Linked DNA regions of Homo sapiens: region 2 is linked to region 1. The links are chromatin contacts, found by Hi-C in ENCODE. All regions are on one chromosome and are shown on one strand. Each heading gives the region's core, a stretch centred on a gene start or an enhancer-like site at or near the end of the contact. The rest is flanking DNA. Distances are from core to core; before and after follow the strand shown. Region 1 has its middle 250 kb from the start of RPS6KA3. Region 2 overlaps PTCHD1-AS (PTCHD1 and PHEX antisense RNA).

What was found. Hi-C counts contacts between places; a loop is a spot of excess contacts on that map. Pooled maps may share reads with other maps.
Region 2: a loop to region 1 is called in a pooled map, with 25 times the contacts of the local background. The contact joins two enhancer-like sites. A Hi-C loop is called at or near these places in 2 of 37 single-sample maps with no recorded cell type and 4 of 50 pooled maps.

The regions. Positions count from the first base shown.
Region 1 is chrX:20,512,607-20,519,823 of GRCh38, reverse strand. No RefSeq gene overlaps it. Among named protein-coding and RNA genes, the nearest start is that of RPS6KA3, 250 kb to the right of the region's middle. RefSeq lists a silencer at 3,322-3,471 and an enhancer at 4,689-5,888. Within about 2 kb of position 3,508, at least 6 of the 41 ENCODE cell types and tissues checked have a DNase peak (open chromatin) inside an H3K27ac peak, as active enhancers do.
Region 2 is chrX:22,521,767-22,528,983 of GRCh38, reverse strand. All of the region lies in intron 4 of PTCHD1-AS (PTCHD1 and PHEX antisense RNA), which reads left to right. It also overlaps the pseudogene RNU6-266P. Among named protein-coding and RNA genes, the nearest start is that of CBLL2, 250 kb to the right of the region's middle. RefSeq lists enhancers at 2,528-2,657, 1,586-2,785. Within about 2 kb of position 2,488, at least 3 of the 41 ENCODE cell types and tissues checked have a DNase peak (open chromatin) inside an H3K27ac peak, as active enhancers do.

The DNA of each region.
Region 1 (7,217 bases), core at 2,259-4,758:
AGCCAGATAACAATAGAATGAATATAAGTTTATATAATATGTGAAAAGGTGATTAGAGGTATTAAAAAAAAAACAGGAGCTAAAGAATTTCAGGAGTGCAGGACGAAGGGTTGGGGACAGCAGGGGGAAGATCGCAATATTAAATTAGGTGTTCAGGGTGGACCTCATTGGAAAGGTGAGATTTGAGGAAAGATGTGAAGAAAGCAACAGAGTTAGCCAAGTGGCTATCCGGAGTAAGGGCATTCCATGCAAAAGGAATAGCTGTTGTACAGGCCCTAAGGCAAGGGAACATTTCTGGTGTGTTCTTTGAACAGCAGCAGGGAAGTCAGTGGGGCTGAAGTAGAGAGAGCAAGGAGAAGAATAGAAAGGAGATCAGAGAGATAACGGGAAACCAGATCACGGAGAGGTTACTACTCAGAGTGGAGTCCTAGGATCAGCAGCTTCAGCCTCACCTGCTGGCTGCTTAGAAATGCAGACTCTCCAGCCCTGCCCCAGAGCTACTGGATCATAGTCTGAGTTTTAATCAGATCCCCAGGTGATTCATATGCACGTGAAAGTTTAAGAAGCACTGATGGGGAGCCTTATAGGCCCTTGTTAGCACCTGGATTTTGACTCGGCCTGAGACGTGAATCACAGGGTTTTGAGGAGAGGAGTCACATGATCTGCCTTATATATAAAAGGATCACTGTGCCCTGCGTGTCGGGAAGAGTCTGTTGGGTAGAAGGGAAGGGAGCAGTCAGGATGCAATTATTGTAATACTCTAGGGGTGAGATAATAGAACTCGGACCAGAGGGAGGGACGCAGAGGTGGAGTGAACCCTGAGAAAATCGCCCCATCCTGCTCCCTCTCCAGTCCATCCCCTCTTCTCCAGTTCACTTCAGAGAAAACCGTCAGTTATAAATCAGAGGGTTAGAAAATGCTTCAGAAGAAAGTGGCGCTTCAAACCGACTATCTTAAAGAAGGGCCCTGGGTACTGGGGAAACAAAGAGGGCCTGAGAGTCCCCATCGTGGCTAGAGCAGTTTGAAGAAAGAGTAGGTGTTTCAGCTGAGCTTAGGAGGAGCAAGAATTAAATGGGGTGTTGCGGGGGGGCATTCTGGGAAGAAACGGCCACATATGTGAAGACACAGATGTAAGAAACTATATGACACACTTTGCCTGAACAAAGTGCAGCCGGGGGAGGAGTGGTGGGGGAGGCACTGGCAGAAAATGAGACTGGAGAACTAACCAGATCATGAAGTGTCTCGTGCACTGCATCAAGGAGGTCAAAACATCCAGAAAGCCCTGAAGACACAATGTCAGATTTCAGGGTGGGAGTAAGATGCAAGTTTAGGAGAAGCGTTGAGGAAACAATGGGAACGACAGATTAGAAAGGGATGAGCCTGGAGACAGGGAGAGCAGTCTCAAGTCACTAAAGGATGAGAATAATTCATCCCAGGACCCAAAGCCCAGGAATGGCTCTCAGAAATGCCGGAGACCTGAACTGTGTAACTGGCCTGTGTGTCTGAATTGAAGACTATGAACTATATAAGCTAGGCAAGTTACCAAACTTCTCGAACCTCAATTTTTCCTCCATGAGATCAGGTGTTCTTCATTTCCTCAAAGAGATCTCAGTACTATTGAGAGAATCGAATGAGATGCTTGGCATAGAGTAAATACTCAGCAAATTGCCTTATAAAAGCACTCCAAGTGATCTTAGTTTTCAGCCAAGGTTGCAAACCACTGATTTAGTCCAACTACTTCAATTTTGTATGAAAATACAGAGGCCCACAGAAGGAAAGGGATTTGTTCGAGGATGCACTTCAAGTTAGCAAAACAGGGAAACTCGAGTCCAGCACATTTTGACCCTGCGGTGCAATGGAGAAGGGTTGGGTCTGAAGGTGGATGCTGGTATTGCCATCTGCTAGCTGTGAGACTGAACCAATTTCTAAACATCTCTCTCAGCCCCATCTGCAAGATGGGGATGACAACAGCATCCACATTATAGGGCTGTTCAAAGGATGAAATAGATTAATGCTCACAGAACACCTGGCACAGTACCAGGCACCATGAGATGTATTAATTAAATGCTAGCTATTGTTACCAGCTGTGCTCTGACTCAGCCCAGCATTCTTTCTGTATCTCCACCAGGCTGTATAAGACCTCTTGTGAATTTTGATCAGTGTTTTCTTCATCCCTTATGGATACACTCATGGAAATCGATTTTTAGATATTGAACTAAAAAAATAAAGAGCTGATTAGTTACAATTCTCCCTGCTGATACCAGGAGTTTTAATCAAATAAACCAAGTATATCTGTGTACCAAATGTCATCTGTGTACCATGTTCGTGCACAGGACCTAACCAGGTGCTGTTTGTGCTGTCACTGGGTATTTGAAGCCACTGTTTCCTGTGTGTAATCAATAATCGACACTAAAGCTCTGACAAAATGACCATTTTTAGAGTGCCATTAGCTGTCTCCCTGGATATGGCTGTAAATGTAACATAAGTACGTTCTTTATTGCATCAATTTCTTATTGCAGTCATGTTTATCTTCCTGAAGTAAAGCGCTCTGGGAGAAACTGAGTGGGTGGGTATTTTGGCTTGTTTTTCTGCTAAAGGATGATTCTGATGATCTTTTACTATTACCTGAAATTTGCGTGCTATTGCAGAAGCATCCTTCTCAAGGGAAGAACACGGGTACAGTGGAGCTAAAGTGCTTTTTCTGTTGTGTGTACAAATTAGGCAAGAGGTTTATAAACTTGCTTCTTACAGAAAAGTCACCCTGATAATTTTCTTTGTAGTATTTCTGAATATCCTAACCCCTAATTAATCAACATAGACCACCTTTTGCTTGTTTCACATGGAGCACAGAGCTTTCAAATTAGAGCACTGGGAGAAAATTGTTTTTTTTTTTTTTTGGTATATATAAAATTCTAATTGCCATCAGAAGCAAGGTAGCTATATAATTGCCAAAGCCAAAACAATATGTTTCTGAAGATACTTTAATTAGAGTTTGCTTCACATTTTATCTTCTTATGAAATTGAAAATACCAACCACAAAAACTCTGTGGAGAGAGCTTTCTCTGCATTTTGTTGCGTGCTTCAGTAAAGATTCTTGTATATCAGAATTGTAGATTCAATACCAAGAAACATAAACTTGTATTGTTAATTTGGGTGACCATGAGGGACACTGACTTAGTTCAACTAGGAAAAGATCATTAAAAATACTTCAAAGATTTTTATTATCCTGGGTTTCTGATTAAACAAATTATCTATAGAAAAGCCACTGCAGTTAATTTACTGGTTGGAACTTGCATGAAGTTAGGGATTTCAAGATAAACCCATCTCTGGACAAGTAAGCTACTTTCTTTTGTATTACCTAGTGTGTGAGGGTGGGAAGGGAGGGAATGCCATATGAAACCAGCTTCCTCATTGCTCTCTTATGAGTCACATTTACTTGAACACAGCTAATTTTAGTTTCAACCACTGTGACCCTCCTAGAAGTAGTAAGAACCAAATGAGTAAGCATTTGGAGGAAGTGAGTACCTTGCAACCAATGTCATCCAGAGCTCATTATTTTAACATCAACAAAGCCCTCCTCTATAATCAAATTGCCCACATTCTCAGAAATTGTATTTGTGATAAAGTGCATGATCAGCTTGAATTTTTCACCCCTCCCTGTATTACACCCTTTGTTATGTGACTTTGGAGTTTCCTCCATAAAGGCAGAGTGTATTTTGCCACTCCTTGTCTTTGAGCTAAGTTGTGTCACTTCCTTTGGTCAAACGAATGTGGTCAAAAGTGTCAGGGTGCCAGTGTGAAGTTTGCCTGCTTCTTCTTGCCATCCTGTGGCTCTGCCATCTTCTAGGAACATGCCTGGGGTGCAACCCATGAAGCTGAGCCTCCCCAGCAGAGCCCAGCCTAGATCAGCCCATCCCAGCCAACCATAGACTTGTGAGCAATAATAAGTCATTGCTGTTTTAAACCACCAACATTTGAGGTGGTTTGTGATGCAGCAGTAGTTAACTCTCATAATACTGCAACAAGTTATTGACCTGAGCTTTTCTGGGCCAGTGATCTGTAAATACATATAATTCATGGCTGGTCTAGTTTCTATAACGGAAAAGATATTATACAACTATTTTCTCAAGGATAGATTATTTATGTTGCATCAAAAAAATAATTTACCAACTACCTGTTGTGGGCTGGATGCTCTACTGGGTGCTGGTACAGGGGATGGAATATGAAGAAGTCCCGAAAGTCCCAGACATTTGTACATGGCCTTTAGAAACTGAAAAACTTGAACCATGACTGCAAAGACCATTCAAACTAGAGGCTGTAAAAACTTTCTCTTTTCAGAGTTCAGTTTCTTAAAGCCAGGTATTGTAATATCTTGATCTTTATTTGAATCCTGAATCCAGTATAGCAAGCACTCTCTCTTGCCTGATTCAGTAGAGGTTCAGGATGTTCCTCTTGTCTCAATTTTCTATGAAGGTGACTGGTTTAACCTAGGTGTATGACCCAAGGAGGAATGGCAAATTCTCATCAGCCAAGAGCCTCTCAATATGAATAGATGTTAGAGAGAGGTTGGCCTGGTATAGAGTCAGATGATGAGCTAGCAGTAGAACTTGGGGGTGTTCACCATTAAAATAGGCAGAAAGGGAGATCACTGTAGAGAACAGGGCCACTGGGCAGAGGTAGGATGGACTAGAGTATGATAATGAGGAGATCAAGGGGAAAGGAAGATGAAAGGTGGAATTTCAAGCTGGGATCTGAGGCAACAACTGGAATCATTATCAGAGGACCTGTATATTAGTTTGAGTGCTTGTTTGGATGGTTTTTAGCACCAGGTGGGGTTTATCACCTAGTTGGGACTTTCAGCTATGGTGTCTTGGGTGCTCTTTGTTCTGTAATTCTCTGTCTGCAATATCAAGAACCAGGACCATCTAGGGAGGAGAAGACTATTCCTCTAGGTCTGAAGTTGTATTTTTCTCTGCCCAAGGACTCTGATACATTCTGTAGTCATCATGGAAGCCTCATTCAGGGAGAGTTGAGTCCATTGGAAGTTCAGTCCTCTGAGAACCAGAGACATTGTGTGGCAGGTCCCTCTCCTGGGTCCTGGGACTTAGATCCTAGCCCCTGGGCTTGTGCTATGTCACAGCCTTGGCCTCTCTGCCTCCTCCTCATCAACCCACTCAGGGCATTCTGACCCATCCAAACATAAGCAGAAGATGACTCATCAGTGGGCTGCCTATGAATCATGGCTTGGTCCCAATGTGGAAAGGCAGAGTGAATGTAGAGCTGGAAAATTAATGTGAATCAGGATGCATTTGGTGTTGACATTTATATCTTAGTGTAATTTGACTCAATGTTAATCCTCTTTCGAGTTTAATAATGACAGCAGGACATTCAAAGTCACTGTGATTGATGACTTCATTCCTGATTCAGATTCAGCCTGAATGTCCATCATGTTTGGTATTAAACCTCAATTTCAAATTAGCTGCTGGTCCCAATTAATGACTAACTGAACAGATGAGATTCCACAAGTCTTGATGCCAAAAAACTTCAAAATCAGTGCTATCGACCATTTTCTTTTAGAGAGAGAAACAGATCTTCTCATGAGATCAGCCTTCAGAACTGTTGTTAGTTTTAACATATTGACAGTTCTGATTGGTCTCTTTTGTTCTGTTGGTTTGTTGGCTACTTAACCTATTTCTCAACTTGTTCCACAAACAAAACAATAGTTTTAACCTCTGAACAACAAACAACTAAGTAGGCATTTCTTTAAAACAATTTGTTCGAACTCTTTTTGTATTGTGTACCTTCATGAGGATCAGAAGTCATGTCATCATCACCTCATAGTTTATATTTTTAACACATCATGTGTCAAATGATGGTCTAAGTTATTTATTTTGTTGAATTCTCCCAGAAACCCTATTATCATCCCTGTTTTTCAGATGAAGAAGTTTAGTCAGCATTTCAGAGAGCTCTAGTAACTCACCAACAATAATATAGTTATTGAGTCATGGAAGTCACATTTTTAATCCAAGCAAGCTAACTCCAAAGTCTCTGCTCTTAACTTTTATGCTACTAACTTCACCAAATGCAAAAGTCCATATTACCAAGTCTCACTTTCTAGTCAACATTTGAAAATGATATTTAGTACAGGAATAACTTAAAGATAGGCTTTCTTTTAGATTCATTCTAGGAGAGTAAGAATGCTTTACAATACCCTTGAATCAACTTAATTGTTTTCCCCAATATTGATCCTATTGTCACCATTTACTACGACTTGTATCATAACTGCAGTACCTTCAATTTTTATCTTGGTGAATTGAGATTCCTGGGCTAATACTACAACTTAAAAGGCAGGATTTTCCCGTTTTATAAACAATCTTCAACTTTTCTTTCCTAATCTGTCTGCCTTGTGGTTATGTCTAGCAGCCATCAATTAACAGAAATGTCAGTAAGACAAGCTTACCAAAGTGGGGTGGGGGAAGGGGAACCAAAATGAAGAATGTTATGCCAGGAAATACTTTAATGTAGGTGGAGCTCTGCCAACTTGTATTATTATAAGAAAACAAAGAAACTTTATTAATCCAACAGGCATTACACTTTGACTTTTATTTTGATTTTATTTTTGAGCACGCAGTTGAATTCTTTGCACACAGATTTTCCTTATTTTTGTAAGCTACTTGCTTCAAATAAAAGGAAGACTATTTTGGTGGCAAGATATGTATGTCTTTCAATTTGTATTCTTTCATTCTTCTCGAATATCTACAAAATTCTCTTATCTATGGTGTTTGAGAAGCAAAAATGCTACTGAAGCAGAACCAATCCAGTACCATACTTCCTTTGGTTAGGCAAAATTTATTGCAGAAGGAATTGTAATGTTTGCTTCCTAAACTGCCCCAGGAGCAACTAAATCTCCTGAAGTAATTATAAATAATGGACAATTTCATGCATAATTTGCTCCATTATTAGGATTTATTACCAAAAACTAAAAAAAAAAATACAAAAAGAAAGCTCTAAGCAATAACAGTTCACTCATTGAGGGTGCAGACTGACTCTGAATAGCGCAAAAGATGCAGACGACAGAAACTCTAGGCCTAGCACATTTAACCTTTCATGGCCCCTCTCTTCCTCGCCCCAGACTGTCTCCACCCTCCCTCAGCAGGTGCCCACAGGCAGATTGATTGAGTTAATTGAGTGACCACCTGAATATCTAAAGAGAAAAA
Region 2 (7,217 bases), core at 1,239-3,738, 2.0 Mb before region 1:
TTTGCCTGGTTAGTATGATGTTGGCTGTGGGTTTCTCCTAGATGGCTCTTATTATTTTGAGGTATATTCCTTCAATAACTAGTTTATTAAAAGTTTTTAACATGAAAGGATGTTGAATTTTACTGAAAGCCTTTTCTGCATCTATTGAGGTAATCATGTGGTTTTTATCTTTAGTTTGGTTTATGTGATGAATCACATTTATTGATTTGTGTGTGTTGAACCAGCCTTGCATCCCAGGATAAAGCCTACATCATTGTGGTGGATTAGCTTTTTGATGTGCTGCTGGATTCGGTTTACAAGTATTTTGTTGAGGATTTTTGCCTCTGTGTTCATCAAGGATGTTGGCCTGAAGTTTTCTCTTTTTTATTGTCTCTCTGACAGGTTTTGGTATCAGGATGATGCTGGAATCATAGAATGATTTGGGGAGGAGTCCCTCCTTATCAATTTTTTTGCAATAGTTTCAGTAGGAATGGTACTATCTCTTCGTATATCTGGTAGAATTTGGCTGTGAATCCTTCCGGTCCTGGGCATTTTTCGGTTGGTAGGCTGTTCATTACTGAATCAATTTTGGAACTTGCTATTGGTCTGTTCAGGGCTTCAGTTTCTTCTTGGTTCAGTCTTGGAAGGGTGTATGTGTCCAGGAATTTATCCATTTATTCTAGATTTTGTGGTTTGTGTGCATGGAGGCGTTGAGAGTAGTCTCTGATGGTTGTTTGTATTACTATGTGGTCAGTGGTAACATTCTCTTTGTCGTTTCTAATTGTGTTTATTTGGGTCTTCTCTCTTTTATCCCTTTAATAGTCTAGCTAGCAGTCTAGTCTATCAATTATATTAATATTTAAAAAAAAACAGCTCTTGGATTCCTTGATCTTTTGGATGGCTTTTTGTGTCTCGGTCTCCTTCAGTTCTGCTCTGATTTTGGTTATTTCTTGTCTTCTGCTAGATTTGGGGTTGGTTTGCTCTTGCTTCTCCAGTTCTTTTAGTTGTGATGTTAGGTTGTTAATTTGAGATCTTTCTAACTTGCCGATGGGGACATTTATTGAAAAATATGGAATGCTTCATGAATTTGTGTGTCATCCTTGCACAGGGATCATGCTAGTCTTCTCTGTATCATTCCAATTTTAGTATATATGCTGCTGAAGTGAGCATGGTATGGATTTTTCAAAGTGTATAATGAGTCACTATTAATTTTTATATTGAAGACAATATCATTATCATGCTCAAGATCATTTGTAGGGCTTTTATCCAGAGATGTGATGAAACAATGCTCCAAACTCTAGGACTCCTTATGCAGTGATAGGAGAAAAACAATGACCAAACACTTATGAAACATAGGTAGTTAGATTTCTTTGAATAAAATTACCATTTTTTAAATGTGAAACATGTCTTTAAGACTCCTGCATGTTAAGGTCAGCAGTGATTAATTTAGAAACTGTGAATGTTAATTGAAGGCACAGTTTCTTCTGGAACCTTTTAAACGTTTGACTCATGCTGGTTAATTAGAAGGGCAAAAATCACTCCATTGTGTAAATATAGGGAGAGCTTCTTTTCCCCACTAATGTGAATACATATTTGTTGGGTTGTATGAAAGGAGAGGAAGTAATTAGCCAGGTGAAATGGGTAAGGTGACAATGACTTTGAGATTTCAAATTATTTCCAATCTTAGGTTTTACTGAGCTGTGCCAGTATACCTGGTCCTAATCCAATAGAGAGTTAAAAACCAATGTTCTAATGCTTTAATAAGGTTGGAATTATACACCATGGTTTTGTATCCGTAGATAGGTAGCCAAAGCATTCTAAGATTTCCTCCTGCCATAATTTTTAATCTAACTAGTAAATTATATAATCTACAAAAGACTGCAATGGCCAAGTCTTGGAAGTATCAGTTACTCAGATGAAGCCATTTCTTTGTATTTATTGTTGGTTTGACCAAACCTAAAATTGAAGAATTTTTCGGAATTGTCCTTGCTTCTCTTTCAGATAGCCTTTATAAAATGGAAGACATTTATAGAGCATCTAAGATTTGGGATAAAGTTTTCACACCTTCTCCAAATCTTTCTCATGAGGTAGGTGCAACCTAAATAATCAAAGGGAAATAATATCAGGTTGAGAAATGTATAACATTAAATTATTACAGTGTTTGTGTATAAAGTGAGATACACTCACATAAGAGTTGTTACGCTTACATGGCAGACCCCTGGGGCCCTTCCTAGGAAAATTCACGGCAAATCACGGTAGTTCAGTATCCCTCCTCATCACTACCATCCTAAAGAGGTAAAATCTATTAAAATCAGCACTGAGGGCAATAGTGGCAGAGAGAAGGCTGAAAGAGATCATGGCTGTAATGCTATGGTAGTGGAGATCAGGGTGTGGTTATGAATTGATGAATTGTGTCTTCTTGCATCAGTGCTTTCTTCGTTCCTCTTTTCTCTTCTGTACACTCCCATCCTGAGTCACTGGAAGTCTTTGAATGCCTGGTTTCCGGAGGAGAAAATCATCTCATAGTGTCTCGATTTGTCATAACTAGACATAATGACTAAGAACCAATTTCAGTTTTCTAGCTTTTGTTTTTTGTTTGTTTTAATTCACAGTTATGTAGATATAGCCATTGAGTAGAAGTTATAGAGTCAACCCACTTCTATTTTGGATGTGTTTCCTCCTGATAAGTTGAGCATGAAATCTAAATCTCATGAATTTTGAGTAAGTTATTTTGAAGTCTATATACTGTTTAGAGTTTTGACCAAAATAGTTTGTTACAGTATGCTTTGTTTTACTTATTTAAGAGACTATATGGCCAAAATATAAATATACCTAAAACTATAATTTCTAAGTGCACCCATTAGGAAAAAAAGCATTTATCAAATATTTTCACATATATTTTAAAATCTCACTTGATACTAGAATAAAATTCCATGTATTTTATTCCCTCAATATGTCATTAAAGCAGAACATGCTGTGAGGAGGAAATAAAAAGAGTTAAGCACGTTTTCATTGTGGAGTTCCACTCTCTATGTATAGAACTCTATATGACGGTCATGGAAATTAAAATGAATTTGATGTTAGCAGTAATTAATTTGCTTATTCTAATAATATAATGAATTAACAGATTTTTGTTCTTATATCAAGTGGGAAATGATTTTATCGTTATGTAAATATAACAAAATGTAAAAATTTTAAGGAAGGACTGCATTTAATAATGATTTAGATAAAACAAGGGGGGTTTTTATTTGGTTTTGGGGGTAAAGATTTTTTTGTTTTGGGGTGTTTTTTGGTTTTTTTTTAGCATTTTAGGTTTGGGGGTACATGTGAAGGTTTGTTACATAGGAAAACTCATGTCATGGGGGTTTGTTATACAAATTATTTTATCACCCAGGGGTTAAGCCCAGTACCCGATAGTTACCTCTTCTGCTCCTCTCCCTCCTCCCTCCCTCCACTCTCAAGTAGACCCCCAGTGTCTGTTGTTTCCTTCTTTGTGTTCATAAGCTCTCATCATTTAGCTTCCACTTATAAGTGAGAACACGTAGTATTTGGTTTTCTTTTCCTGTATTAGTTTGCTGAGGATAATAGCATTCAGCTCCATCCATGTTCCTGCAAAAGACATGATCTCGTTCTTTTCTATGGCTGCACTGTTTGCTTTTTAATGTGGAAGGAAACTATTTTTTTGCCTGTCGAGTTCTGTTACATAGGTTCACAGGCTAAACACATCACCATCACAGTGAGTTGTGTACAAGCTGTGAGTAAAGGAAGGCACCAAATCTCTGTTCAATGTTCCTATTCCTCCCATGAGTTAGAGATGGAGGCATAAGAGTAGTCCTTGAGTAACGGAGAGGTTATGCTCCTCCGTTACTCCATCTAGGAGACCTTATGCTCTGAGAACCATACCACATTCATGTCTAGCCATCTATATATCTAGATTTTTAATGAATCATCTATGTGAGCAATAAGATAGAGGGCTGTAGTAAAGGATTCTTTCAGTCAATGTGAATAATTACACTGAAAGTATTTGCTTTGTCAAACATATTATTAATATATCATAAAAAGTTTTGGGCTAGGCACGGTGTCTCATGCCTGCAATCCTAGCACTATGGGAGGCCGAGGCGGGTGGATCACCTGAGGTCAGGTGTTCGAGACCAGCCTGGCCAACATGGTGAAACCCTGTCTCTACTAAAAACAAAAATTAGCCATGCGTGGTGGTGGGTGCTTGTAATCCCAGCTACTCGGGAGGCTGAGGCAGGATAATCTCTTGAACCCAGGAGGTGGAGGTTGCAGTGCACCGAGATCGCACCATTGCACTCCAGCCTGGGTGACAAGAGTGAAACTTCATCTCCAAAAAAAAAAGTTTTTGATAACATATGTGAATTTATAAGACCTGTCCGGGAAAATGTATGGTCATAAAAGGAAAAAGCATGTGCAATTATTGCTTAGTGTTTTTAGTGTTTCATGAGTAATGGAAAAATAACTGTACAAATATTAATGTGATCAAATGAAACACATTTAAGCAGATTTAAAAACCATAGCAAGTCATCTTTTTCATTAAATAACAGAAAAATTATGTCCTGACAGGGATCTCCAAACATTTTTCTACCCAAGTATTGTTTAACTTTATGTCATGTATGCTCAGTAGAATTCTTCAATTACACTCTAAATTTTCTAAGTGGGTTTCCCTTGGAATTTTATGGAAAAGGGGAAATATCTTTGGACTATTTTATTATTTCCAATAGAAAAATGCATATTTTAGCACTAATACTTTTTCCCCAGGAAAACTTCAGGTCCTGCGTAATAAAATATTGGGGAAAAATTGATGTGAGTTTATATAAAATACTAGGAAATCAAGATGGTGGGGCATAATTTAGGGGTTTTGAAATCCACATGGAGGAGTCAGTGTAGAGTCTCAAGTTGTGTCACAAAATGACGTTGTAATCCACAAAGCTAGTTGAAAATGATTATTTAGCTCATAGGCACACACAAAACTTCTCATTTGCCCTTCTGAATGACTGTGAGAACAAGCCCATGCTGCCCTCGGGACAGGAAAATGGTCCTGATTCTCATGGCAAAAAGGTATTGTGAACCTCTTTGGCACAGCTTTAAAGAGCACTCCCATTACCTTCTTAGTCTTCCAGGCAGGATCTTCTTTTCTCCCACCACCTCCTTAATTAAAGCAACTCTAAGTTTTCAAACTGTGCCTCCCACCAAGCTTTGGTTTAAAGGATTCTGACGACAAATATGTAAAACTATTAAACCAACTAATCACCAGCAGCTCATTCCCTTGCCTTCGTTTCTCCCAGAAATCTTTCCTCCATAAGGAAGTATTAACATATATATTTTTGACGAAGCATTGTATAAAGACATCCTTTTATTTCTTATTTAATTTTAATGTTGAAGTCTACACATCTTCAGAAGTGAATTGTAATATAAGTAAAAAATCTAAAAGATTGGAGATATTTTTACTAATTCAAGTGTGTTAGCCCACACAGATTATCCCTTTCTAAATGAGTATGTATGGGTGGGGAGGTAACTCATCTTTTCATCTTTCATATGTATTCATTTAAGTATTTCAGGTTCAAGCATAGCATAGCTATGAAAAACCAAGTCCTAATAATATTGTACATGGAAATTAAGCTTTAATATACCATATACTTTATAACTTTTACTAAGACTTTTACTTTCAAAATGTTTGGCCTATACTGTAAAGATAAAGACAAAGTGGAGAAAGTGGCAGAAAATTCAAATGGTGAGAAAGCATGAAACTTGTTAAGTGTTTATGAGTGTGCTTGGGTGTCTAAGGCAGAGGATTTGCATGAGGAAACAATAAGATATAATATTAGAAAGAGGGCTTAGAGCCAAATTGTGAAATCATTGACTGAAAATTAGAAAGACCTGAAAGGGTCATTTACTTACACCTTTTCTCTGATGCACAAACCTCCTCTCCAGCATCAGTAAGAAGCAGTCATCCAGTCTGTTACATATTTCCCATGTCATCCAACACATGACTTCAAAGGCAATCTATTTCATTGTTTGACAGCTCTAATAACTAAAACTTCCTTCTGTTAGAACTGTAACTCCCACCATTGCTTTTTGTTTTGGCTCTGGAATGCCAAATTTTTTTATCAATTATTTTGAATGTTAAAAATCATTAAAAATAACACTGTGATACACTTCTGTGTGATTTATGTCAAATTCCATAAGCTATAACAATTTGAATTCATTTTGCTTATTATCCAGAAGAGATGAATGTATTTCTTATTATGTGTCAAGCACTGTAAGTAATTTTCATATGCAAATGTATTCATCCTCATAACCTATGAGGTAGGTACAATTATTATCACCAATTTTTCCAAATAAGGAAACTGAGATACAGAGAGGTTAAGTAACTTACCCAAGGCTATATAGCCAGTGAGTGGCAGAAACAAACAGGGCTACAAGTTAGCATACCCTAGTAGGAATGACTTACTTACCAACTCATTTCCAGTGTCTTTGCATTTAAAGAGGGAACTAGAAGAGATAAAGTAAAATACTAAAAACGGAAACATACTTCACTGGATTGCCATAAGTTGAGCTTAATGCTTTTTTTCTCATTTCCAGGTAACTCATCAGTCAATCCAATTCTTCCATCTTATATATGACTCTCCATATCCTTGTTCTCTTTCAACTCATCTTTCCATTTAATTTCTTATTTTCACTTTCAAATAAAGAGTTGGGAGGGCTACTTTACTAGGTCTTAAGCATCTTGTATACTGGTGTATTCATTTTCTTTTCTTTTGAAATCAACAACTAAATATTTATATTATGTGTAACTCACAGATCTTGGTAGTGTAATTTTAGGAAATGGTAACATTTTGGAGTACAGAATGTGTTCTTTCTCCAGATACATCTGAGTTGCTTTAACAGTTTCATTTGACTTTTTATACCTGTCTTTATAGTTTCAGCAGTTGTTCAAAAGATTCCATCACCATAGATCACCATTTACTAATGTTACCAATATACAATGGACACAGCCTTGAAATTTGAATCTTCTAGATCCCAGTAGGTCTATACAGAGAGATAGGTTAAAAAAAGATGGAAAATCTGCTTCATAGAAGTAACTTGTCTAATTTTAAGTAAAACTCTACCATTTCAAACTCAAAATACAGGTACAATAGATGTACTAACCATGTTAGGGTGTGTGTATATGCAGGAGTATCTGTCAGAACTCTGCTCATATCGTTTTGGCATTCATA